2 separate regions of the Mus musculus genome follow, and region 2 is linked to region 1. Evidence: chromatin loops called from intact Hi-C (ENCODE). Cell type or tissue: left cerebral cortex. All regions are shown on one strand. Each heading gives the region's core, and the rest is flanking DNA. Links, peaks and the distances in the headings are about the cores only.

What was found. Hi-C counts contacts between places; a loop is a spot of excess contacts. Peaks named below come from ENCODE experiments on the same cell type or tissue, not always from the same donor. Only the 100,000 strongest peaks of a DNase experiment are listed, where the experiment ranks them.
Region 2: a loop joins it to region 1, with 2.2 times the contacts of the local background. A loop is called at or near these places in 4 of 42 quality-filtered maps.

What each region holds. Positions count from the first base shown.
Region 1 is chr10:41,065,084-41,076,568 of GRCm38, forward strand. It overlaps Gpr6 (G protein-coupled receptor 6), which reads right to left and starts at 7,207. Exons shown (of 2, transcript NM_199058.2): 1 at 7,044-7,207; 2 at 4,894-6,520. The coding sequence starts at 6,501. The coding sequence ends at 5,410. In left cerebral cortex, for the core only: CTCF peaks have their summits at 6,496 and 7,359; DNase peaks (open chromatin) are centred at 5,800, 6,402 and 7,270; H3K4me3 peaks cover 1,859 bases; H3K27ac peaks cover 233 bases.
Region 2 is chr10:41,138,799-41,150,283 of GRCm38, forward strand. No RefSeq gene overlaps it. Among named protein-coding and RNA genes, the nearest start is that of Gm32411, 6.4 kb to the left of the region's middle. In left cerebral cortex, for the core only: no CTCF peak of the experiment used is centred there; DNase peaks (open chromatin) are centred at 6,690, 7,540, 8,116 and 8,725.

The sequences.
Region 1 (11,485 bases), core at 2,097-10,096:
AACATTGTAAATAAGATCTAGATAATGGGGTTTGTGGTGGGTAAAACTCAGTGGCCGAATGTAGGACACATATTAGATAATAAAGTGGAGAAGTAACTGCATGTTTGAATGAGGCTTGTGTTTCTCAAAGATCCTATGCTTCTACAACTAGTAAGGCCTTGTAACGGGAGATTCTTAATTAGTTTTTGATAGGTCAAATGAATATGTGACATTTCTGTGTGGAAATGTTTTGAGATCTGCCCACAGTTTTATACGGTTACATCATAGGTTGGCTAATGTCAAACCTATTGACATTACATAGACTGAGCCACCATGTAAGTCAGCATCATTAGCAAACTGATTGCCTAGCATTTTCCTGTTTTTAGTTCCTCTAAACCTGGATCAGGCCTGGGTTGGACATTAAATATTAACTAATATTTAAGTAGACTTAAGTCAGATTCATCGCCCATAGTAAATTCTCACATAGAAGTGTCTCTATGTGCTTATTACAGAAAAAATTCTTTATGGTTATAAAATTTATCATACTATTAATGCCTTTGTTCCGTTTATAAAGTTAGATTATTTTCTCCCCTCACATTTAGGGGATGCTGACAGCTAGTTCTTGTGTTTCAGCGCACTCCAACACATTCTAGTTGTGAAGGGGTAGAGGGGCTTCAAACTATGAGTGACAACACTGGAGAGTCCACAAGGGTTAGAGCTTTAGAAAATTTTAACGTGATGAATGAGCAATAACTCTAATCTTCCCATATCTAAGTTTATGGGCATCGTGAAAGTCTACATGCATAAAGCACAGGGTGTTCCAGTATTGAAAAGGTCACCCTGCTGCTGGGAGCTGCTCGAGTCTGGATCACTAGTGAATTTTCTCCTGGGCCTTCTACAGACAGACTCCTTCTCCTCTGCCTGTCCTGAGGAGTGAGTTCAGCAGCAGCCCATAATAAGATTTCAAATCATTTCTTAAGACCCTATTTTACTCCTTTGCTAACAACTCCTTCCTGGGGCATGGTTTCCTTCTTTCTTGGGAGAACTCTGTTTCTTCTTACCTCTCTCTCCTCCCTTTGTTTGACCCTCCCTGTCTTTTGGTTTATGAACACTTTGGTCCTTGACCCTCTTTTCGGTCCAACAGTTTTATATAGTGGTGTCCTCCACAATGAAACTTTCCATCTTGGAGGGTGGGTCCTTAAGACTCAGCCAGCAAACAACTCCCAAGTCTCAGGAAGTTCCTGAAACTTTCAAGGTTCATAAGGTCCCTCTATCTCTGAGGTTATATAAGTAGAAAAGGCTACTAAGAGTAGGAGACTTTCCTGGCCTGTCAATCTACATGCAGGTTGAGGAACAGCTTTTGTGAGTTGTAACCTATGCCGATGGGCCTATAAGTAACCCCTCACCCACACTCCCACGAGTAAGCCAATAAACTATTGTTTTTCTTAGTTAGACTTTAATGGAATCATTTCTTAGGGTCTCTCATTAGTGCCCTATCTGGATGGAGTAAACATTTTTTCTCATCTCCTCTGGGAAACTCACACAACAGATACTCCCAAGACGACCCTATCCAGACCTATAACTTAAATACCATCATTATGTTGGTAAGTTCCATATTTTTGTCAGCTCCCAAACTCCTGACATGTATAGGTAACCTTTCTGTGCCTCCATTTCCTCATCTGTAAAGTGGGCATAAACCAAGTACCTATCTCACAGTGATGGTGATAACTGTTCTGTTCTCATTTGCAGATCTGTTTCATTCCACCTCAACTACTCCAGGGAAACGGACTTTGTGCCTTACATCAGAGCTGGTTGTCTTTCTTGCTCTCTGTGTTCTGGTAAAGTTTAATTAATAAAAGTCATTGTCAAGAGATGGAGCCAAGAGATGGTGACCCAGTAATTAACTGTCCCAGCTCTCTCCATATTTGACTCTGGGTTGATAGGGTCTGCCTTTCTTTCTAAGGTTCACATGACAGAGGCCCCTACTCTACAGCACTTTCTCTTGGATCTAGAATCTGCTTTCTTTTCATTCCCTTGGCAGCTCTGTTAGTGAGCTGTGGCGGGGGGTGGGGGGTGGGGGAAGGAGCCTTGGAACCTTTGTTGGATTTATTTGACCATTTTCACCTTTAGAAAGAGACCCATTATTAAACCCCACTTCATTCCTTGGTTAGACCATGCTATTTGTTTCTTGCTGGGAGTTCATCAATCCAGAATTGGTGCAGTGATTAATTTAGATATTTGTCACATGTTTAGATCAATGACTGATTTATAGAAAGTGCTATAGGAGTGTTTATGAAATAGACAAATTGCCACATGTGCTCTCTATTTGGGAGTCCAGAAATAATTTTAAAGCTCCTGCCCTTCCTGGATTGGGGTTTTCCAAGGACACGGACTAAAGAACCAACAAGATGTGTGCACCCTAAGAAGGGAAGTCAGTAGGCTTTGTTGACACACTGGGCATGAGATATGAGAACAGATGGGCATACAAGTGTGAGGAATTTATTATAGGGAAGGGACCTGTGTGACTGTGGGAACTAGCACACCCAGAATGTGCAGAGCAGGTTAGTGCACTTGGGACCTGAGGAACCTGGCGTGGTTTCTGTCTCAAGGCCATCTGCAGGAGAGCCAGAAAGCCCCAGTGTTAGCAATGGAGTCAGAAGACAGGCCATGCTGTGACTGACTGAGGTGTCTGCATACATAAGGGTGTCAGCTTCATTCACTGTCTACCCATCTAGATGTTAGTCTCACCCCAAATCCTCTTCAGTAAAACGTTACTCAGAATGTTTGACCAGTTATCTGCATAACTGAATGTCTGGTCAAGTTGACAGACAATCATCATATGTAGCATGGCTCCCCTCCTTATTGTTTCTTTGATATCAGTGGTGCCCATTTGCTCTCTGGCTCAATGTAAAGTTTTCTCTCATGCCTCATCTATACCTTACTATATTTCCAGAACCATGATTCACCATTTTTACCATTGCTTCTGTGCCTAAAGCTACCATCATTTTCAGGGGAGTACAGCCATGGGCGTCCATCTGCTGTCTCTAGTCTAACTCTAGAGACAATTTCTTTTCTTTCCTTTCTTTCCCTCTTTCTTTCCTTCCTTCCTTCTCTCTTCTTTTCTTTTCTTTTCTTTTCTTTTCTTTTCTTTTCTCTTCTCTTCTCTTCTCTTCTCTTCTCTTCTCTTCTCTTCTCTTCTTTTCTTTTCTTTTTTTTTTTTTTTTTGAGACAAGGTTTCTCTGTGTAACTCTGGCCACCCTGGAGCTCACTCTGTAGACCAGGTTGGTCTCAAACTCAGAAATCTGCCTGCCTCTGCTTCCCAAGTGCTGAGACTAAAGCTATGTGTCATCACTCCTGGCTGTGAATACTCTTTTTGTTTTAAAACTTTGTTGTTGTTGGTGGTGGTGGTGGTGATGATGGTGGTAACTATGCTTATTCTTTGCTATATTGGTTGTTTCTTGCAGGATCTTTTGATATGACAAGAACTATTCCCTTGTTGGTGGGTGCACTTAAAGCACCACCTGACTTAATTTTCAGTGGAACAACCAAAGGAATTTTTAGGTTGTTCTTTTGTTGTTGTTTTTTTTTTGTTTTATTTTGTGTTTTGTTTGTTTGTTTTTGGTTAATTTACCAAATATCAGGTTTGTATTTGGGACCCCCTCCTCTCTCCCCATTTCTCTGCCCTCCATCCCCACTCTGAGTAATTCTTTAAAAAATACAAGTGGCATTGAATCGCTGTCTTACCACTCAGTGAAAAACCAGGGTCCTCCAAAACGTTTAAAGGAGAAGATGCCACCTCTCAGCCCTGCCCACGCTGCCCTTGGACCTTCCCCACCCCTGCTCAGTTCATACAGCTGTTCACCTTGGGTCTCTTTGAACTTGACAGTTACATCCTGGCCTGAAACCTCTGCATTTGCTGCTCCCTTGGCCCAGAAAGCTGTCCCCTTACATTCTAACACCTCTCACACCACATTCCATTTCGGTTACCTCCTAAATGCTACCTCCCCCAGCAACTCCCCCGTTACCCCCCACCACTGGAGCACACTCCGCTGTCTCCCCCCCCCCGCCCCTTTATCTTTTTCCTAGGCATTTATCTCAAAATAAAACTAGGTACTTTCAGGCCAGTCGCGCCACTAGAATATAATGCCATGAATATGGAGGGATTTTTTTTCTTGTTTTTAATTTTATTTCCATATCCCCAGGCTCAGAATTGTGCCCAACATACAATAAGCACCCAATAAATACAAAATCCATGCACAAATGCACATGTGCATATTTCCTTAACCTCCCAAATATGTATGTGTTTGTGGACATATTTCTTCATATGGGCTCACAGTAGCCCTGCCCCATTTAGCATTGATTCTCATGACCTATTGATAAAGAGGAATGTTTGCTTGTTTAAGGTCTTAATGCATGTTTGGAAGATGATGTTCTGTAGAAGGGACATAGGGACACACTTCAGTTAACTCGTGAAGATCTGGGAATCCTTCTTTAGTAGAATTCTATTCATTTTATTAGGCACTATACCTGGCTACCAGACCTGGCTAGCAACAGTCTGAACAAGCCATGTTGATAACCTTGCCATATTTGTAAAGCTTCACTGGGAAGTTGTGGCTTCAGAGTTTACAGCTGTACCTATGTGACTTGAATTGTTTTGACCTCTGAAACATGTTCTCCCAACCTGGTCTCCAAGGGAGCACATTAGCTTGCACAGTAACAACCAGGCCTTTTCATGTTCTGGGAATGCCATATGTGAATGCTACTCCCTCCATGACTCTACCCTACCCCATGATCCGGATCTGGTATTTCATGTGGCTATCCCTGGAAGGAGATGATAGATATGTAATAGACTTTTTACAAACACACTCACAATTCAGCTTCCAATTAATTCCAAAATCCACCACATAGCCAAGATTATATTTTTATAATGTGTTTATTTGTGTACAAAATATGTTGTAGTTTACGATGCATGTGCAGCAAAATACTCTATCACATACAACAAAAATACATCTTAGACTCCCTTTCTCCTGCTCTTGGGGATGGCAACACTGTCTTGGCATTTCAGCAGCTAAAAATAAAGTGCTATTATTAAGCAGTATTGGAATGTCTTCACTTGACAAATGTGATGTACGATTGAGTATACAACCACATTTTGTTTGGTTTTCACAGAACAGGAAGCTCCAGGTCCTGAACACCTCAGAAGATACAAAGATTTGTATATATATGTACACATGTATACACTGTATATGTAAAATGCCAACAAGCCTCTTTGTCTGAGTCAGTTCGTTGCGTTCACGTTCAGTCCCTTTGCTCCAGCAGAGTCAGATTTGCACCACTGACACCTCAAGAGTTCATCAGCAGGCACCTTGACGCTCACCAAAGGCTGGCATGTTGGGTTTGTGGTGTTTGTGAGGGAACACGAGGAGCCCTTCAGACCTCACTGGGGGACCTGGAGCGGAAGGGCACTTTGGATTGGAAACAGCCACAGAACAGGAGCCACAAGGCACGCTGGATCTCCTGGTTGCGGAAGGCATAGATGATGGGATTGATCATGGAGTTATAGGTGGCAGGCAACAGGGTGGCATAAGTGTAGATGGCCGGGTCCTCTTGGCTACCCACCACACAATAGATGGCGAAGGGCAGCCAGCTGGCCCCAAAAGTGCCTAGCACCACGGCCAAAGTTCCCACTCCCTTTCTGGTGGCTGCTAAGTGGGGCGGTGCTAGGCAATGCTGTTGCAAAGCGATCTGGTGGGCGTGGCGCCAGACCACCTGGCAGATGCGCACGTACAAGTGCAGCATGATGCCAAAGACCACGAAGAAGGAAGTAGAGAGCAACGCCACATGGCTGCGTGTCAGGGGGCGCACCACGCTGCAGGACGTGCGGTCGGCCAAGCAGTTCCAGCCTAGAACAGGCAGCAACCCCAACCCGAGGGACACTGTCCAGGTGGCTGCTAGCAAGAGGTGCACGCCCAACAGGGTCCGGCGCGAGTAGTAGGTGAGCGCGTTGTACAAAGACAGGTAACGGTCAACTGTGATAGCAAGCAGGCTGCTGACTGAGGCGGCAAAGGACGCCACCAGGAAGCCCACCATGAGCAGGCTCACAGTCTCCGAGGGCACCACGTACTGGAACACGAAGTGTAAGATGAGGCCACAGCCCGCCAACAGGTCAGCAGTGGCCAGACTACCCACGAGCACAAACATGGGCGTGCGCAGCGCGGGAGTGGACGCGATGAGCGCCACCACCAGCGCATTTTCGCCTGCGATCACAGTTCCCGACACGCACAGCAGCACATCCCAGGGATTCACTGCCGAAAGCAGTAGTCCCGAGGGCCCTGCTGGCAGCTGAGAAGACAGCTCCAGTGACCCGTTAGGTCCGCCGCCGCCTCCCAGCGCTGCGGATGCTGCTGGGGGTCCCCATTCGCCGGTGTCCGGTGCCCCTGCTGCTGTAGCCGCAGCTGCCGCTCCCTCGGCCGCTACTGCCACCACTTGGGACTCGTTGAGCGCGGCGGCGCTAGCGTTCATCGCCGCTAGATGTTGCTCCCTGCACAAAAGGGACCGCAGATTGTCAGGTGCACTGCCCAAGCTACCGATGAACTTTCCCCGCTCTAACTGCTTCACTTAAATTGCTTATCTCACCTCAGGAACACGCACGGAGCGCAGTGGGGGAAGTGGGGGAAAAGTGAGAACCCCAATAAATAAGCACCTGTTGAGTGAATGAATGAACGGAATATACGGGGTTTCTGAGCTTTGGCAGAGGTGCATAGATAGATTCCACTACGCACTAGCATGCATGAACACCCTAAAACAAATCAACCTAGAGAGTCATCTCTTTGCAAGCCTGAGCTGGGCAAAGCCGCTGTCCGCGGTCCTGAAAGAGAAGTTTGAGAGCCAGAGACCCCAGGTCTGGAACTGGGGATTGAAAGGCTAAGGGGGGAATCTGCTAAGGTGCAGTGGTCAAGCCTTGCTCCAATTCTTTGACTCCTGGACGGACTCACTCCAGGACTGCCTTTTACCCCCTCGCCTTCCCCAGAAGCTCAAAGTACCCTTAGGAGCCCGCTGCTCACCTGGGGAGTCAGGGATCCCGGGAGTCTCTGGTCATGCGCTCCGCGGCTGTGTGCCTGGCTATCCTCCCTGCGCGGTCCGAGCAGCTGCCTGCAGAAGGCTGCCCCGCGTCAAAGAGGAAAGTACTGGTCGCCTGTCGCTGAGCCACCTTCGCTGCGAGTGAGAGGCAGTGGCAGAGATGGCAGGCTGCGAGCTGCGAGCTGCGCGCCTGCCCGAGATTGACAGGCGGGGTCCGGTGACGTCAGGCTCTGGGTTCTGGTTTCAGTGCATTACTAGCCACACCCGCCAGGCCAATCCTTCTTGACATTTCCCCACCCCTCACAGAAACATTTCAGAGAGATCCAGAAGGAAGGAGAAGCCAGAGTCTCTACCAGTCCAGATACCTCCAGGAATGGGATGGGGCTGAGAGGAGAGAGAGAGAAAGGATTGAAGAGAGCCTGAGGCCAGGCGAAAGAGGGTGAGCTGGAAAAGGAAGGCGAGGGGTGAGTGACAATAAGCCACATAGCAAAGGCCAGAGCCAAGGACCACTGAAACGAAGAAGCCACGGAGAAGGGGCGGTTGGGGCATCTGTAAAGGAGAGAGAGAGAGAGAAGTTCTCTTTGTAAGAGTGTTTATAGCGTTTGTGCCACTTGGCTATAGCCAGGGAAGAAACACAGAGCCGAGAAAAAAGACAAGATAAAAGGACAAGACTGGAAACCGTTTCTTTTTCCAGAGATTTACCCGAGGAATCCTCCCCCCCCCCCACCGTCCCCGTCCCCGTCATCTTTCTGAGCCCTCCCCTGCAGGTTCCACCACTATCTGATCTCTGCCCTTCTTGCTGGTGCCCTTGCAACTGCTCTTTAACTGAAGACAAGGTCTGTGTCTTGTTAGAAAAGAAGAAAACAGCAAAATGTGATTTACTTTCCTGGCAACAGACTTTGCCCTGCTAATTACTACCTTATAAAACAAATTATAGGACCAAAATAGTGATAAGTCAGCTGCACAAGACTTCAGTAGGCACGGGTTTTATTTTCAGCCCAGATAAATCACCCTTTTGGTTCAAAGGTGTTTTGGTTTGTCAGTAAAAATGCAAGTATTTGTCTCTTTCCTTTGTAACGAGACAGAATCTCCAATAGCTGTACTTGGGCCAAAAGCTAACGCAGCTGACTCTGTAAGAGGCTCTAAAAGAAATGAATACACACTGCTATTACAAGGCTGGACTGGGGCCACTGCTGTGGCCTTCACACATTACATGAAAAAAAAGCAACATACATTGTAGGTGCTTCTTGCCTCCTCCCAGCCAGTGCATATAAAGGAGGGGGGAAAGGAAAGGAGGGAGAGAGAGAGAGAGAGAGAGAGAGAGAGAGAGAGAGAGAGAGAGAGAGACTGAGACTCAGCAGGCCCATAGTCTGGGGGAGCATAGGGATGCTTGTGTTGGCTACTTTATAGACAGGACCTCCCAAACCACCCCTGCTCCTGCCTCAGTGCACCTGAACTTACCTGGGAGATGGCTCATGCCTAAGAATGCCCAGTTCTTCATGGCAACAGCCAATGCTGGGCTATGCATGAATTTACCCACCATTTGGGGGGTTTTGAGACTTAACACATTCCACCATTGTCATGAACATAAAACTCAGTGAAGCTTCACATTTCTGAGTTTCAGTGGAAGACTGTCATGTCAGTGCCAAGAACTTTGCTTCAGAGCTGTCGACTGAACTGTCAAACCGCTGCCGTAGCACGATGACTGCAAAGTTTGCAAATGATTCTGTCTGGTACAGGCTCAAATCCTCACTCGTGGCCAGGCCAACACAAAATCTTATTATGAGTGTGTGTGTGTGTGTGTGAGATTTTTTTCCCCTTGGAGCTTGATCACGTGGTTCTTAAGCATGAACATCATAAATGATAACACTGTTGCAATGCCAAAAGATGCACATGCCTGGCAGGAGAGGTTCAAGTCTGTTACAGTTTCACAGCCAGCCTACAGAGAATGGATCTGAGCTAACCTTACCCCTCTGTCCCTCACCTCCTCCTTCTCCCTTCCACCTCCTCCCTCCCCATCCACTCCCCTGTTTCTCTTCAGAAAAGGGCAGACCTCCCAGGGATATCAACCAAACGTGGCACATCAAGTTTCACTAAGATTAGGCACCTCCTCTCATATTAAGGCTGGGCGAGGCAACCAAGCACGAGGACAAGGGACCCAAAAGCAGGCAAAAGCATCAGAAATAGTCCCTGCTCCTTCTGTTAGGAGTCCCACAAAAACACCACACCACACAACTATAACAGATATCCTGAGGGCCTAGGTTAGACCCATGCAGGCTCCCTGATTATTAATTAAATCTCAGTGAGCCCCTATGAGTCCAGGTTTGTTGATTTTGTGGGTTTTCTTGTGGAATTCCTTGACCCTCTGGCTCCTCTGATCCTCACAGCCCCCTCTTCAGCACGAATTTTTGAACTCCACCTAATGTTTGTTGGTGGTGGGTCTCTGCATCTGATTCCATCAGTTGCTGGATGAAACCTCTCTGACAACTGAGTTAGGCATCAATCTGAGAGTATAGCTGAATATTATTGGTTATCATCTCATTGACTTTGTTTTGGCATGGCAACTCTTATAAGGAAAACATTTAATTGGGGCTGGCTTACAGTTTTGGAGATTAGTCCATTGTCATCATGGCAGGAAGCAGGGTGCTGGAGAAGGACACACTTTCAGCAAGGCCGCACAACCTAATGTCACTCCCTAAGCATTCAAATATATGAATCCATGAGGGCCAATTGTATTCAAGCCACTATCAGGGTAAGATGGCTCATGAGATATGATTCATGACTGCAGAGGAAGGTTGGTGAACTGCCTTTAGGTCATGGAGTTCTTTCTTAGACGTAGGTCTGAGACCAGATAGGACACATTCTTTTAACTCTCTCTCTCCCCATCTCATCTTTTGGGAGATAGATAGGAAAGAAAAAATGTTATAGTTATTATATGTGTGTATATTAGATATAATTAATTGTCTACCTTACCTATTGATCATACACAAGATCCTGCTCTTGCAAGGGTCTACTAGAATGTTCAGCCTGTAAATAACACACCATGTTCCACTACAGTCCACCCCTTGTCCCATACAGCAGATCGGAGGAGCATGGATCACCCATCCTTTGCTTGACTGGTGACCAAAATCTTTTCTCTTGAAACTTTGACCTGAAGATGACATAACAATGGCCATTCGGTGCTGGCTCTGGACCTTATGTGTGATAATCAGCCAGGGTTGGAGCACTCACATTGGACCTTAGACAGAGTGCACAGCCAGAGCAAGCTAGGTGGCACGAAAAAATCAAACTGACCTGTGAGAGGAGCAGAGTTGGACGTGAACAAGTGAGCAAGAGCAAGCTGTGTGAGGTGTGACCTCAGCCATGAAGAAGTGGCTGGCTTCTGGTTCTGTGTGTCTGTCTAGCCAGCATCCTGGGAGCCTTGAAACTTCCCTTTATGTCTCCACCACAAAACTTCCTAGCTTTGAACTACCTTGAGTCCGTTTTCATCCTGTGAATTCTTTGGGCTTGATAAAAGTACGTAACAAAGTATATTATTCAGGTACCAGCTTGTCTTATCCTGGTTACATTTTGGGAGTCCTTGAATTTTGATTCCTTACTTGCAGTCATAGTTTAGCATTGTTATAAGCAATCCAGTGACAGGCCCACTGTAGCCTCTGCTTCTTCACAGTCCAGCACTCCCCAGTGTGAACATGGGCAAATTTGCTCTGTCTGTCTCATCTGTCATTCCCCCCTCCCCTCTTGTCCCCTTAGCATCTTTCTCATCTCAGTCTATTTCAGTGGCTCTCAACCCTCACTGTGCGTCAGAACTACCTGGAAAGCTGCACCTTCCCAGCCCCCTGTCTCTGGACTTCTTGCCCAGGGATTGATTTATTTGATCTGAAGTGATGCCTATGCATTTTATTTGATGCCTAGAAATTTTATTTGCAACCTGTAGAGCCAAGTCTGAGAATAATCGTGGAGACAATCATGTGCTTCCCCTTCCAGGTAAGTGTACAGTGAGTTCTGAGACAGCACCACGCAGTTCATAATGGGTGCAAGAAAGGAGTTTTGGCAGCAAGCCAGCCACAAGTCACTCCATGAGTGTAGTTTCTGGTTTTTCCCACTAACCAAAAGCTTTTCTGCAGATCTTTAGTTTCCTACATTCACCTTCCTTTCTGTACCATGCTGAAGGCTGACACTTGATTCAATCTCAGTCTAGAAGAATTGCCTCGCCAGGAAGTAGTAAACGTTGGCCACTCCTGGCCACTTGCAAGGTGTACCCACTCAGTGCTCAAGTCTTTGCAAGTGATTGGTTTAATAAGATCAGAGCTTCACTTAGACAAACTTTAGAATCTTACAAAACTGTAGCTGATCTGCCTCACCTCTGGACATCTGCAGTCACACACACACACACACACACACACACACACACACACACACACAC
Region 2 (11,485 bases), core at 2,255-10,254, 74 kb after region 1:
GTGAAAAACTGCTGTCCAACAAGAAAATCCAAGATTGTTTAGCCCCTTTCTCTTTATTATATCTTTAATATAAGTCCTTTATTCTATCTCCTTCAAATCAGAGGGGAAGCTGCCACACACCAGCGTGTCCCTGCTTCTTCCCCATCCCATCAGCCTGTGGGAAAATATGTCACAGCCTGGCTCATGTCCTACCACATCTTTTTCAAAGTGTATACACACACACACACACACACACACACACACGCACGCACGCACGCACGCATACACTGACACAGATGTAACAAAGCTTGAGTTTGACCTGTCTGAAGAGCCTTTCCAACCTTCATGGTTTTAATTCTGTTATTTTGTATATTTCCAATATGCTCAACATTTCTCAAATAGCCATTATCCAACCTGCTGGGCTAGAGAAAGAAGACTGATAAGGAGGGACAGGCAAGGAGAGGGACTCTGAAGAGAGAGTCTCCTTCCTTCCCACAATTGGGCAAATCAATGTGAGTCACTGAATGCCTTTCTGGTCTGAGCCTATGGAAGGCGGAGCGAGGATGGCAGGTCTAGTCTAGTTACTGGTTCTAGAATATTCAGTGACAGTGAGTGGATAATTCAGGACTCTTCCTTCTCCTCCTTGATCTCCTGCTGATGCTGTGTCAGGGCTCATTAGCACTTCCCCTAGAGGCGAGCCCTTGCTAGGAGAAGAGGTGAGACCGGTCGATTTTACTGCTCATTAGCAGCTTTAGCCAGCAGTGGTAGGGAGGTTGAAGCTATTGGCAAAAAGAGAGTCTGGTGCTCTGGGTACGCAGTTAGCCATTCCAGTCCTTTCTCCAGGAGCCACTCACTCAGAGTTCACTGATGGTCTCAAGGCAATGAACAGGACAATACTGTTTCCTCTGAACAACTAAGTCTCCATGCAGTTTTGTAAGGGAAAAATAATAGGCAAAAAGGTAGTATTCATAACCCAAACCTTTCTAATCTCTGGATTACAGAAAAACAATAAGATAATTTTGTATGTTTAAGATAATATTGTGCAAGTTTACACCAAAGTTTGCATATATTTATGGTATAAAGTATTTGTTCGCCTAAAATTAAAATGTAGCTGGGGGAGGGGGGGTCCTGTGTTTAAACAGAACTAACATGTAAAGTATAGCAAGTGCTTTATTAAGCACTTTTAATTTCTTAAACAACTAACTAGGCAGATGCTACTATGTGTTCTTCACAGCAAGATAACTAACTTGCCCAGTCACAGGGTTAGACAGCAAGTCTGATTGCACAGGTCCCGCCCTTTCCCTGGGCATCACATCATGTCTTCTTGGTACTCAAGCAATAGGGGAATGACCAGGGGAGGGCAGAAGACGATTCTTGATTGTCATTAAACTCAGCTTCTGTCACGGGAAGCCTTGTGTTTGGTTTGTCTCTTTCTTTGTATGTATTTTTCCTTGTCTCCAAGGCTCACGGCTCTGTCAAGAGTGACCGGTCTCAACCCTCAACCTCTGACCTGTATCACTTAGGGCCTGTCTGTGGTGTGCGGATGTGTCTTTCAAACAGAGATGCAGAAAGGATAATGAGAAGCTAGCGAAATCAGTTACCAACACTGGAAAGGTGGAAAGGAAGATGTAGGATGGAGTCAAACTTCTCAGTCCATAATATTTAATCTAATTTTGATTTTTTAGAAATGTTCTAATAGTTTGCTTACTTATAAACATGCATGTGAATGCCAATGGAAGTTGAATTTAAACAAAAGCAAATGAGTTTCAAAAAATAATATAATCACATTGAGGAAAAAATTAGAGACAAATGCAGGTAATTTTGAATGCCCTACTTTATGCCCTTTTTATAGGGAGATCAGTATAAATTATTAATTCCTCACAAATATTTAAGTAGTATATCACCTTTTTAAACATACACATTTGTCAACATCTTAATGTCTTATGCCACTATTAAACTGAAAATAGTTATTAACCAGTGTTTTAGCAAAATTATATACTTTACCATGTTGTAAACTTAATAATCATAATAATAATAATAATAATAATAATAATTAATGCTTTATTATTTAGTCTCCAATTTCATAAAAAAATTAGACCTCAAGGTCTCAGTACAATGAATACTCAGTAAAATAAATGTTGAATAATCTTAAAACGTGTAAAAAAGATATACAAATTTTTTTTTTACTTTTTTTATATTGATGGGGATAGAGCCCAGGGCTTTGTACATACTCGGGATGCACTCTACCACTAAGCTGTGTCCCTGTCTCTTGTTTTCTTTGAGACAGGGTCTGACAGTAGCTCTAGTTGGCTTAAACTTATAATCTTCTGCCTTAGCCTTCTGAGCACCAGCACTACAGAGAGACACCATCCTGTTAGCCACAAACAGAAACTGAAGTCTAACATGATGAGCATGTGGGTTGGGTCTGTTTTGAGTGTGTCTCCCAAAGGCACATGTGTTGGAGAGGAGAGGAGGCATCGTGTACGGTGATCAAGTCATGGAAGAAATCGCCCTCAGAATGGATTGTCGCTTTTCTTGAAGAATGAGTTTGTCCCCAGGAGAGGGAATTGCATAAAATGAGCAAGGTTGGCTCCTGACTCTCTGGCTTCCCGCCTCTCCATGCGATCCCCCTCTCATACGTGCTCCCGCGATCACATTCACCACTCTGTGATATAGCCGTCAGCCCTCACCAGAGCCAAGCAGATGTCTTAGCACTGTGCTCTCAAATCTAAATAACTAAATAACTCTTTTAAAGAAAACACCCAGCCTCTGTTGTTCTGCTCCTCAACTGTGATTGGGTTAATAGACAATAGATCTGAAGTGGGAGTCCGTGCACAGCAATTCTGGAATTATTTTGTACATTGTTATCGTGGGACTTAGCACAAAAGCAAATGGTTTTATGTTTTAGAGGATTAAGGATTTCTCAGGAAAGAGAAACTGAATCCCGGGATTAGTGGCCACTCTTGGCTCTGGACACTGACATAGCCATGACACCCCGGAGCCATGAGCACATCTTTCTCTCTGCACACCCTTTCTCACCAGAACGAACCAGGACTTGGAGACAGATCTGATCCAATGGATGGGCAGCAGCAAAGCTAAAGAATATCTCATTTTTAAAATAAAGGTCCCTCCGTCGATGGGATTATATTTCCAGAATACAAGAGACACCCAAAAGTGATTCCGTTGTCCAAGTCTGAGACCATTTGGGCATCAAAATGAATAGCAATCATGGTAGATTACAACAGAGGAAACATTTTTCATTAATTCACGTTGTAGCAGGTAAGTAGATGACACAGAGAACAATTGCTCCTTAAACTAGAAAGCCAACAGACTGAATTGGTTTGCAAATCCACATTTCCCAACCTCATAGTAGCAACTGAACAGGATGAGACCCGTCCGTGTATGCGAATCTCCTCCACAGATGATGTCTCAATTGTAGAAAGAAGGACACTGCTGACTGGCAACAGTGTCACCACAGAAACACTGAGGACCAACCTTCTATGAAGAAATGTGTTTTCAAGGACATATTGGTCATGCTGAAATTCTGCTTAAAAAAAATTATGGCTCATGGAAACACTCATGGAAACACTGGTTAAATACAAATTGAAGATTGTATTGGGACTGGGGAGCTTCCGCCAGGAGGCAGTCAGTGGGGTAGCAGAAACCCGGATTCCAAGTTGGTGTCCTGGTGACCTTGTCCCTTGGCTGTGCCACTGTGCGACATCCAGAAAAGCTGCAGGATCCCCGAGGAAAGAGTTTTTTCTATGCAGTTTCTGAGTCAGAAACGGAGGGGTCACCCTCAGCTCCTATGTCCTTCATCGTCTCTTCCAAACCTACAATTCCACTGTTAGCCCCAACTGAACTCCATCCCTCCCCTGCCTTGATCCTTGTTAAGGTCCTGGCCACATCCTAGTCTGTCCCCTGCCTTTGGTAGCAATTCTCCAACCCATCCTTCTAACTGCATAATGGAACAAAGCGCTTAGTAGGGTTGCAAGGGGTACTGTTGCTCCTGTTCCACCCTCTCCTGGGGAAGGTAGCATCTCCTATCTCCTGGTGTTTTCTGATACAATTTTTCTCACTGTACTCTCTACATAGCCTTTGCTCCAACAATTCTGAGTTATATTTAGCGTTTCAAACACATAATTGGGGTTTCTGAAAAGGTCCCAAATGCCATACTTTGTAGCTTAGCTTGGAACAATGTTAAAAATAAAGAGAGAAAAGATTAAGCCGGGATGTAGCTCGATTGGTAATGTGTTTGTCTGGCATGCATGAAGCTCTGGCTTTGAAATTCAGCACCCCATACAGTGGGTGTGGTGGTAAATGTCTATAATCTTGGCACTTGGGGGCCAGAGGAAGGAGATCAGAAGTTCAAGGCTACCCTTGGCTACCTGGGGAGCTAAGGCCAGTCTGGGCTATAATAGACCCTTTCTCAAAAAGGGGGTGGAAAGGGAGGGAACTATAAGATAAGATGACAAGGTAAAGGCAAGAATACTTATCTCTGAGTGAGATTGAGTTAGAGACTGTGGCTAAGGTCTGGAAGCTAGCAGGCAAGGGCCATTCTGGGCCAAGCATCTAAACCCCAGTGCCTCATTAGACAAGACTCCTCTCTCCTAGAGGCCAGCAGAGGAAAGGCAGATAATAGGTAGGTCTAGTCTCCAGGAAAATCTCTCTAAGCCACTGTGATGATTTGTATATTCTTGGACCAGAGAGTGGCACCATTTGGAGATGTGGCCTTGTTGGAGTAGGTGTGTCATTGTGGGTGTGGGCTTAAGACCCTCACCCTAGTTGCCCGGAAGTCAGTCTTCCACTAGCAGCCTTTGGGTGAAGATGTAGAACTCTCAGCTCTGCCTGTGCCATGCCTGCCTGGATACTGCCATGCTCCCACCTTGATGATAATGGACTGAACTTCTGAACCTGTAAGCCAGCCCCAATTAAATGTTGTTTTTATAAGACTTGCCTTGGTCATGGTGTCTGCTCTCAGCAGTAAAACCCTAACTAAGACAGCCACCTTGTGCTCCTTCCTGCACAGCCTGCAGGGCTTACCCTAAGAGCTTACCACAAAGAATCAGAAGTTCCCACAGATGTCATTTTCCACTTAGTTCAATATCATTAATAAATTTAATTGTTTGTTTCTATTCTTTTTTTTTTTTTTTTTTTGGCTTGTACACACTATGCAGACCAGGCTGTCCTTGAACTCACAAAGATCCTCCTGCCTCTGCCTCCTGAGTGCTGCGATCAAGGGCATGCCAGCAAACCTGACCTTCCATTCTTAGTATATTTTAATACCCCATTTAGAATGTTCTGCCAACATTCTTTCCTCTTCCCTTTCCCCTTCCTCTTCTTCTTCCTCTTCTTTCTCCTCTCCCTCCTTCGTCTGAGTCCACTTCAATGGGCTGGGTAGCAACAAAAGAAGAGCCCCTGTTGCCCTGGTTTTCTTTCCTAACAGTAAACTTCTCGAAGACGCTTTCACTCACCATGGCTATGACCCACGAGGTTTGCATGCACTTTATTTTGTTATTTATTTTCTTATTCTGCTGAGTTGGTTTCTTGCTGTCTATTTTGACATGTGCTCTGTGTATGTGTGTGTGTGTGTGGGGGGGTGTGTACACACGTGTAGTAGCAGACACTTGGGCTACTCATTAAATTGAAAATTAATGTACACTGCGCACGTGGGGGCCAGGTTTAAGGTGCTCCCAATACGTGGGCTTAGGGTAGCGACTTGTAGGGTGATTCAGGAGCTTTCCTTCCCTTCCTCTCTCCCTCCCTCCCTTCTTCTTTCCTCCCCCCTCCTCTCCCTCCCTCTTCCCCTCTCTCTCTCTCTCTCTCTCTCTCTCTCTCTCTCTCTCTCTCTCTCTCTCTCTCTCTTTCTTTCCCTCCCTTCAGATCCCCACCTGTCATTATCTGGATACCTTTGCCCTGGTACTAGTTCTTTTCTCCAGAGAAAGCCCAGCAGCCTCCTGCCTGAGGGCTATCCCTGCTACCAGAATCCCAGAGGTAGGAGACAAAGAGGTTCAGTCTTCCCTCTCAGGGAGCACTTTGCTCTCCTGTGCTGTGCCGCAGCTTTTCTGGATACTGCTGAGGGGTGGCTCTTCAGCTCCTTGCCATGGGCAAGTGACCCAGGCTTCACTTTCTCAAGCAGTTTCCATCAGACTTCTTGCCCCCTGCCCTCTGACTTTTTTCCTGACAAGGTCTTGCAGCCCACACAGATCTCCCAACTCAGGCTCCTGCTGAGATTGCCAGCAGGCCCACCAGCATCTTCTATTGTCTGGTCTATTCTATTCTATTCTATTCTATTCTATTCTGAGACACTTCTCTTTCCCTGAGGACTCTCCCTTAGGTTTTTCATTCACTGGGTCATGCCCTACTTGTTTTACTATTTCTACTCTTGTGCCTGTCAGTGGAGAAGAGAGGTGTTAGCTGTACTGCAGTTCCCTGGGTCCTCCTGGCCTCACACCTGCTTTTGTATTGGGCTTCTGCTCTGTCTCATCTCAGGTTTCCCAGTTACCTCCCCTGTAGGGTTTCTGAAGGACTCTGCAGTTCCTTTCCTAGATCCATGTCATATAAGAATCATCAATTCCATTAGACAGAATGTGGTTCGTGCAGTTGGCGCTCCTCACTGGAACGCCAGAGGATGAAGCCAATGGCCACGTACACAGGCCCTCCTCAGTTCTCCCTGTTGCTGCTAAACAGACTCCTGATGGTTTTTAGACTGAAGTAGAAACAGCAAACTCCTACTCACAATGTGGCTTGTTTATAGTATGTGCAGCTTTTCTTGACTTTGTGAGAAGTGCCTTGTTTTACTTAGAAGTAATTGCCTTTCAAAGACCGGCAAGGCTCATTAGTTACCAGGAGAGTGAAGCTAATAAGAAAGGTCTCCCAACTGAGCCAGGAAAAGCAACAGAACAAAATGTATAGTGGGTTCCCCCCTGCCTTGCTGATCAAATAGGTCCTGTGTGTACATAATTGGAAGAAAATTGACATATTATCTAAGATGTGTTTTTGTTTTCTGGTGGGTACAAGCAACACTGGGTACTCATGGGGAGTCCTTTGAGGTCCAGGAAAGAGCTGTGTGGAGGGGTGCCCTCCCCTCAGATGGAGAGGTTCAGCCACTTCTACAGTAAAATCCAGAAAGGGCCTCTGCCCGTTTTCTAAGGCTGCCTTAATCACTTAGTTCAAAGGGGATGCAATGTGACATCTTTTATCCTTCCATTTTTGGCTCTGAAAAATTGAATAAAATTTATTTCCTTAGTCCTTACAGGTTTGTAGTGGGAACTGAGTTCTGTTGGCAAAAATACATTAGTATGAAAAAAAAAAGAAGTTTTAATAAAATGTGTCATGTCTGTCACACGGAGGAGAAGCAACTCTCTTTGGAACATACACTTCTCTCAAGCTGCCCTGCCATTAATGGCGTCTTAACAAAGAGCCAGGAATATTAGCATGACCAGAGGAAGGGTATAGACACTTCAGAGTCTTAGAGTCAGAGAGAGCCAGCTTGAGGTGGTTCCCAGTTTGTTCTGGCATCTGCAGGCTCATGAAGGTTTCCAGTTCCAGCTTTTAGCAGGGCGGAGAGGCAGAGGGAGGTAAGCAGGCAGGGTGGGAGGTGGGTGGTAAGTTTCCTTTCCCCAGTGAATCTCCATGCTGCTCTCAGGCAGGGAGAAGCTTCTGACAACTGTCAGTATCTGGGAGGAGAATACTTTGGTGTTGGTCATATTTGATTTTCCTTGTCAACTTGACAAGAGTTTAGAATCACCAAGGACACTGACCTACACCTCTGGGTGCGTCTAGGAGAGTGGCTCAGGCTCAACCAAAGGGAGTTAACTGAGGGGGAAGTGCCCTCCCTGAGTCTAAACAGAACTATACCATGGGTGGGGATAGACAGAGTCGAAGGGGGCAAAGGAGAAAGGCAGCTTCCCTGGCCTGCCTTGTTTTAGAGTGAGGGGCCCTGCTGGGTCTTCCCTGCCATGGGACTGAGCCCTTTGAACTCAAGAGCCAAACTCAATCCTTTTTCCTTCAATATTTTCTAGCAGGTTTGGTCACAGCGACAGGAAGGTGCCTGATTGTATTTTCTCCAGCTTGACGATGAGTCACTCTCGCTTCTGCATCCACCTTCATGGGTCCTTCTTCCTTGTCACCCATCACTGGCTTTAAGGTCTATCATAACCCAGCACGACTCGATCTCAGCCTCACTACACATGTAAAGACCTTAGCTCTAAGATTCTAAGGTGAGCATGAACCTCTTGCTGGGGTTATTCGATTAGAACATTGCCCAGAACCCCAATCTCTGCCTCCTCTGACGCCAGTTCTAGTTTACAGTCTTAGAAGCATTTGCTTTCATAGCCATGGCAGAGGTAAAGACTTGGGAAGTCCCAGAGAAGATTCTGGAAGACAGAAAAGTCGGGCTTGTCCGTGAGCTCTCCTCTTGAGCAGATATTCCTAACACATGCTGCACATTGGAGTCACTGTTGGTTTTTTTAAATTATTTTTTATTAGATATTTTTAATTTACATTTCAAATGTTATCCCCTTTCCTAGTTTCCCCTCTGAAAATCCCCTACCCCCTCCCCTCTCCCCCTGCTCCCTAATCAGTGACGGTTTTAAAGTCTTGCTTCCCAGGCATCAGTAAGGCTTTATGAATGCCGTCATGTGGTTCGAAGGTGTGAGCCCAGTGCAGCTCACAGCTTCAGCGACTCTTCTGGGAACTCATGCGAAGGATGCTACCTAACATGAGCTCCGTGGCCTTCCTGATGCTGAACGCTCATTGCCACCTCTTGTTGGCTTCGGAGTTTGGCACCAGTCTTTCAGTTCTGCTCCTTCATTTGCATGGAAGGAGAATAGCTCTGCTATTCCCTTCCTAAAACTCAAAGTTAACATGGAAAAAGAATATTTGCATGAGGGGGTGGGTGTGTGGGCCACACACCCACAGACAATTTCATATTTTAGAAGCAATCTTTTGTATTTATTATATCAAAGTAATTTGCTCATCATAGAAATTTAAAAACCATAAAAAGCACAGTGAAGAAGAGAAATCACCCAGGACTCCATCTCTCTGGGGGAAGGATGAGATGGTGAATATTCTAATGATTCTTTTCCGTGCTTTTTAAAAACACAGTATGTGTCTTACAAATGTGGTGTTACATGGTTTCAGTTTCTTTTAGCAACATATCATAAAATATATATCAATAATTACTTCCTACTAAGTGGTCTTTGGATTTTAAATAACTGCATTTAATTCTTTTGCAGAGAACAGCCCATAATTGTTTAATCAGAATGTAAGAATTTTTCTTATTGTCTACTTATCAGGACTAAAGAACAGTGGCTCTCAAACCTGCTTCCCCCCTACCCATGGTCAGTGCTCCAAATACCCCAACCCCAGCATTTTGCCCCTGTCGCCTGCTTCTGTCACCTTTATCTATATCCCACACCAGTCTATCCACCCAACACCCAAGGTACAGAAAGACCCAGTGCTGTGCTAGGAGAGAGGCCTCTTTTCTCTGGCCGTTTGCTTTAACATTGCATTTTGAACCCACTGTGAACAGAAAAGGAGGACGGGTTAGAGTTAGCAGGGCAAAGAAAGGAGGCACTTACTGATGCCCCACCACCACCTCTTTATTAGGCTAAAGATGCGAGAATTGCCTGCAGCCAAGTGGATGCCACAGAGGAGAGCTAAGTTTGTTCTGGCCCCTATCCAGAAGGAAAATATCTGTGCAAAGATGGAACTGGTAGGAAGCCTAGTGGCTTCTGTAACACAGGTGGATTGCAAGGGTGTGGTAGCCACAGGACTGCACTTTTATTTGATGTAATTATGCTGAGGGAAACCTCTTACAAACCCTCAAGCGTGTGATACACGTGACCCATGAGGACCCAAGCATGCCTGCCAAACAGACATGAAACCAAGGCAGGACAGCAGCAGATAGAGCTAGTATTTTTCCCTGTCCCTTATGCCCCTTCCTCAAAAGATCTGGAATCAGAGGAGTGTAGAGCATTGAGTTGGAGGCAAGAGGTGACAACTTAGCCATCGAAATTAATGCCTGAATACCTTTGACTGAAGTCTTGAAATTCACTGAGAATAAAAAGATGTGTTTTGCAGAACAAGCAATTGCCATACATTTTTTCCTGTGTTCTAAGTAACCATAAGTTTTATGCTAAAAAAAAAAATCAATGCTCTTTCATTACTTAACAGTCCACAGAATTATGACTATCTAATTCCAAATGTATGTGTGTGCATCTCTGTGCATGTATATACACTTGTGTGTGAGTTCCCATAGAGGTGTTAAGAAGGCATCAAATTCCCTAGAAGTGGACTTAAAAGTGGTTGTGAATCACCGGACTTGGGTGCTAGGAACTAAACTCTGGTCCTCTTCAAAAGCAACAAGTGTTCTTAACCATTGAGCCGTCTCTCCATCCCCATGACAACAGAGTTTTTATATAGATTTTCAATATAATAGTCTTGGCAATATATAGGCTCACTCAAAATATAAAAAAGAGTTTTAAGCAGCTGGTCATTATTCAGTGCTGAAGACACAATGTTCTAGTTACTATTGCTGGCTAGAAGAAAAAAAGAAGCACTACCCCAAGTACATAGCGTAAAGTTAACAGCCACAGGATTATATTCAACTGTTTTGTGGGTCAAACACTAAGCATAAGGACCAACAGGGTGGCATGTTTCCAGAATTCTGGGGGCCCTGAGATAAGAGTCTAAAAGGTTGGCAGGTCTCAAACATCTGGGACTGAAAACATCTGGAAGTGTCTTTATTCATATGGCAGGGATCCAGCAGAGATAACTTGATAGTTGGGCTCATCTGAGACAATTAGCAGTTGAGCATCACAGTGTGGCTCTGCCTTGGAGCCGAGGTATGCCACAGTACAGCACTGGCTTCCAGAAAGGGTCCCCAGAGGGAAAAATCCAACCGAAGATCAAGTGGGTGACCTTTTATGTTCCAGTTTTGGAAGGAAGTCATGTATTATTACAGCAGCTATAAACCTCTGTCCTGTGTAAGGACCCTAGTTTTGAACAGAAATAATGTTAACATAGAATTTCCAATGATTAACAAAATTATAATATCCCAGTTAAAGCCAACTCATGCTAAGTACTAATCCTCAATTATTAATGTATATACACATATGTGCATACAAGATGTAATACCACATACACACACTCATCTATCTCTATTATCCCTATCATCTATATATCATCTATATCATTTATATACACATATGTGCATACAAGATGTAATATCACATACACACACTCATCTATCTCTATTATCCCTATCATCTATATATCATCTATATCATTTATTTACTTCTGTCTGTCTGTCTGTCTCCCCCCCCCTCTCTCTCTCTCTCTGTGTGTGTGTGTGTGTGTGTGTGTATTTCCCAACAACAAACAGTATTCCAACATCAACAGTTTTGTTTTGTTTTGTTTTTCCCCGAGACAGGATTTTTCTGTATAGCCCTGGCTGTCCTGGAACTCACTTTGTAGACCAGGCTGGCCTCGAATTCAGAAA